Linked DNA regions of Homo sapiens: region 2 is linked to region 1. A link is a loop called in an ENCODE intact Hi-C map of the cell type or tissue named here. Cell type or tissue: endothelial cell of umbilical vein. All regions are shown on one strand.

Region 1 (2,500 bases):
CTCTGTGAAGCAGACACAAATATTATCTGTATTTTCCAGATAGGAAAACTGAGAAGTTAAGTATCTTGCCCAAGAATACACAGGAAAGGATGTGGCAGATACAATATTAAACAAGACATCAGGCTCCAGAGTCTACCAGACCAACCACTTTGCAATATTGCCTCTCATTATTAATAAATGACTAATTTCTTAGTGAAGGCATGAGTAGATAAGGCTCTTTTTTCTCCTCATTTATAGAAAAACTCAGAGAAAGAATGAGACAGAGCGACTAGAAAGGAGGAGGAAGGAAGGTGAGAGAGAGTGACAATTGAACAAAAGAAAAGAGTGATGACACAAAAAATAACAATAGTCAATAACATTTTTATGTGTTTCTTCTGTTTCTGTGCCAGAAACTTTGTTAGGCAACTTGTATACATTACTTTATTAATCACTCCAAGCACTTCATATGTGGATGCTTTTATTTTACCTCCTTATATTTATGAAGATGTTGGCATGGAAAGTTAAGCAAATTGCCCAACATTATGTAGCTAATATATGACAGAGCTGGGCTTTGAACCCAGGCCCGGGGATCCTTTTCCTCAACCACATTACTGAGCAGACTGAAAAGAAACTCCTAATGATGACTGGGGTGAGGCTAGTCCTCTGTAAAGTTACCAAATTGATCATTGTTGGGGTCTTCAATTTTTTGTCCCCGTTTAATAATTATAGTCTAGATGATCTGAACCCCTCCTCCCTAAATTGTTATTGAGAACCACATGGTCAAGCTTAGATTAGGAGACAGTATGGAGAGCAGCTGTTAAAATTCCAGCAGTGGGGTCTTCAATTTTGTAATATTTGATAGCCTTAATGGCTGTTCTCCCCTCCTTTCTGCCCCATGAGTGGGTAGCAGAAATTCCTGAATGAGAACTGCAAGCTAAGAGTCAGGAGGACTGCTCAGCTGGAGGGTGGGCAATAAAACCCAGTATAACACAGCATGAAAATAGTTTTTGGGGAAAAGAGATGTTGGAAATATACAAGCTTCAAAGCCTAGAGAGAAGAAAATTCAGATTTTTTGGGGGGCAGGAAACAGTAGCTGATAGTAGATGTGGTTATGATGTCACCAGGACTTCACCCAAATTAGCTCTTCATGACTTTACCTAGTGCCGCAGATGAAAGGAAATTAGATTCTCAAAGACTCAGGAGGATTAGAAGCTGAAGGCACTATTTTATTCTAAGCTGGAGATAGAAACAAGATAGGTCAGACCACAAGGGTCTGAAACCAGACTTCACAGGCTAGACTAAGGCCTGTTAGTTGAAAAAGCAATACCCCTGGCAGGGAAAAGCAGAATTTTCCGAATCTTGTAGAGGCTTGGGTCATATGCAGTGGTTTGCATCTGTTGACCACTCAGGATCCCGGTTACAAATACCTTCAAGGCAAATTATCCTCAGATGTCAGCAACATTTATTCATTTGTTCATCAAACATTCATGTTCTTGTAACGTGCCAGCCATGGTGCTAGGTGCTGGGTATATAGTAGAAAATGAAATAAATGTAACCTCTGCTCTCATGAAGTTTGCCATCTGGTGGAGAAGCCAGCAATTGAACAGATAAATACACAAAAACAAGTTTCAAGTTATAGAGAAATGAAGGAAAAGTGAAAAGTGCTTTGAGGAGAAGAAAGGCAGGGACATTGTACTGGACACAGAGATGAGCTATGCAGATCTTCCTTCAAGAAAAGACTTTCTGAGAATTTTTGCCTCTATGGTTATCAGTGACAGTGACCTGTAAGTTTCTTTTTCTGTTGAGTCATTATCTGGCTTTGTTATCAGGGTAATGCTAGCTACATAGAATGAATTTATGAAAGTATTCCCTCCTCTTTAATTTTTTTGAGAGTTTGATTCATTATTCAAATGTTTGGTAGAGTTCAGCAGTAAGCCATCAGGTCCTCAGCTTTTCTTGGATGGGAGACTTATGGCTTTTATTCTACTACTCATTGCTGGCTTGTTGAGGTTTTCTCTTGCTTCATATTTCAATCTTGGTAGGTTTTATGTGTTTAGGAATTTATCCATTTCTTCTAGGTTTTCCAATTTGTTGGCATATAGTTAGTTGCTCACACTAGTCTTGAATTATTCTTTGTATGTCTGAGGTCTCAGTTGTTATCTCTCCTTTTTTGTTTGTGTTTTTATATATTTATTTGGATCTTCTCTCTTTTTCTTTGTGTAACTAAACATTTGTTGAATTTTTAATCTTTACAAAAAAACAACATTTTGTTTTGTTGATATTCTGTATTTTTTTTGTCTCAGTTTTACTTATTTCTACTCTGGTCCTCATTATTTCTTTCTTTCTACTAATTTTGGGTTTGGTTTGTTCTTGCTTTTCTAGTTCCTTGAGATGTGTTTTTAGGTTGTTTATTTCTCCTTTTATGATATAGGTGTTTATTGCTTTAAACTTCTCTCTTAATACTGCTTTTGCTGTGCCTCATAGATTTTGATATGTTGTATTTTCATTTTCATTTGTTTCA
Region 2 (2,500 bases), 210 kb after region 1:
TCCATAGCCTCGTGTCCTTCATTGTTTTTTAATAAAAAGTCAACTGTCGTGCTTATCACCATTCCCTCTTTATATCTCATTGTGGGGCAGGGTAAGGGGAAAGAGTTATGCTTTCATGACATTCTTGGTTTTCAGAAGTTTAACTCTATATTCCCTGGGTTTCTATGTATTTATCCTTCTCATGGTTAACTGAGTTTCTTTGATCTGTAAGTTTGTGTCTTCTATCAATTCTAGGAAGTTCTGAGCATTTATTTTTCAAGTAGTTTTTTAGCCCCATTTTTTGTCCTCTCCTTATGGGACACTTATTACTTATATGACAAACCATTGGATATTGTCTCATAGGGCTCAGATTCTCCTTAGTTATTTTCTTCTTTATTTTTTAATTTGAACAATATCTATTCTCCTACCTTCAAATTCAGTGAGTGTTTCTTCTGCTGTGTCCGTTCTACTTTAACACCAATCAAATACATTTTTTATTTCGGATATTGTATATTTTCTCTTTAGTTTTGGTATCCTATTATTACAGTTTCTTATTTATAGTTTCCATCTCTTCTGATGTTCCCAGTATCTTTATGCATGTTACCTGCCTTTTTTGCCAGATCTTTTATTATTTTTATCATAGCTATTTGAAGTCCATGTCTATTAACTGCAACATCTAAACCACCTGTAGATTTGCCTATATTATCTGTGTTTTCATTGATTATGAGTCATACTTTTATGCTTCTTTGTGTGTACCATAATTTGTAATTTTATACTAGATATTGGGAATTAAAAAAGAGACTCGTCTGGTAACGTTTACCCTTAGAAAAGCACATACCACTTCCTTTGTCCTGTTGCTAATCTGTAGTTAAGTTTTACTCTTACTTATTTTTAGTTCACTAGTAGCTTTCATGAATTTGAGGATAGGATTAAGGATTTGCCTTCAGTAGAGAGTTATCTCTATCTCTCTTGCTTTTTCCATTACAGTTCATCAGCAAGCTTGTAAAGTTGCAGCGGAGGTCTCTTTTGTCTCTAACTGCCACAGTCCCCTTAACTGGCCAAACTTTCTGTACCTTGGGAGACCCACTTTCAAACTGATTTTCTGCCTGCAGACTTGGACTGGCCAATGACTTGCAATCTGAGAGGGCCCCATGAGTTTTGGTGGGATACTTCTCAGTTCTGCTTCCAGGTTTCAGCAGGCTGCCACCTTGTGGTTGGGGAAGGCTCTGGGTCCCTCAGGGCTATTTTTTTTTCTTTCCTCTTGCCATGTCCCAAACCTTCAGTGGGCTGCTTCTATTCCCTTTGAGAAGGCTCCATGTGCCTTTGGAGGAGGAAATATTTCTCTACCCTCTTGCCTTTCTCCCAGCCTTCAGTTGACTACTTCTTGGCTCTCAAAGAAAGCCTCAGATACTGTGGTAGGACCTCTCCACACCAGCTTTCCTGCCATGTTCTATGCTTTTGGCAGGCCTCCGCCTTGCACTTAGTGAAGTTTATTTTAATTTGTTGGGATTTCTTTTTATTGTGTAACTGTTTTTCAAAAGTCAAACATTTACATGTTTGTATTTAATAGCATATAACAAGATATATTGAAATTTATCTCATTTACATTCTTATTCAGTCTACTCTGTACCTCTCACCTGTTGCTAACCAATTTTATTTTCAAACGAATTATTTTTTTCTTTCCCTTTAAAAATTAAGCATATGTTAATGCCAGTGTATCTTTCTTTTTTGTAATATAAAAGATGCTATAGTGTGTATACTATATGCTCCTTCATTTTAACCCCCTTCATAAATCCTGTTCATCACTCCACAATGGTGTATAGAAATTTTCCTCATTCTTTCTAACAGATGTATATTATTTATAGCATTCCATTTTCTATCTGTATCTTAATTTATTCGACTTTTCTCTTCCTGGTGGACATTTGGATCATTTTCAATTTCTTGTTAACACCAGTAATGCTACAATATTCATAAATTGCTTTCTGTTTTTTTATTGCTTTAAGGTCATATTATGAGAAATTTTTTTACTATTGATTTAAGATCTATGAAATGATCTGTATTCTAATTGAGATTAGAAAGCAGAAAACAATTTCTACATTATCTACTATGTGCCTCACAAAATAAATGTTAAGCAACTAAAAAGGTATATAGAATTCTGTCCTGATTATATCTATATCTATTTATTAATACCTTTGGGGCATCTACCTCCCATTTTGACTTATTAGGAAGCACAAAAGAAGGTATTTCCAACAAAGATTTTTATAGATATCTATATCTACATCTAGATATGTATCTTACTTGGAATTAATAATTTAGAAGCATCTATTTCATCTTATGAGGTGTGGTTTAGGTGTACCATTAACTGCCAACTGTATGCCTGAATTTCAACAAATATTTAAAAATGGGTATTTGCAAAATAAATATTAACCATATGTATAGAGTCACTGAAATTTTGCAGGTGCCATGACAGATTAAAGATACTGAATAAAAAACATTTAAAGGTAAATTTTTCAGCCAAACT

The links. Peaks named below come from ENCODE experiments on the same cell type or tissue, not always from the same donor. Only the 100,000 strongest peaks of a DNase experiment are listed, where the experiment ranks them.
Region 2: it touches region 1 in a loop (4-fold over the local background); 4 of 110 quality-filtered maps call a loop at or near these places.

Annotation. Positions count from the first base shown.
Region 1 is chr4:80,124,649-80,127,148 of GRCh38, reverse strand. No RefSeq gene overlaps it. Among named protein-coding and RNA genes, the nearest start is that of ANTXR2, 53 kb to the right of the region's middle. In endothelial cell of umbilical vein, a CTCF peak has its summit at 1,554 (motif pointing left); a DNase peak (open chromatin) is centred at 1,558; H3K27ac peaks cover 1,190 bases.
Region 2 is chr4:79,916,050-79,918,549 of GRCh38, reverse strand. All of the region lies in intron 16 of ANTXR2 (ANTXR cell adhesion molecule 2), which reads left to right. Among named protein-coding and RNA genes, the nearest start is that of PCAT4, 90 kb to the right of the region's middle. In endothelial cell of umbilical vein, a CTCF peak has its summit at 1,190 (motif pointing left); a DNase peak (open chromatin) is centred at 1,169.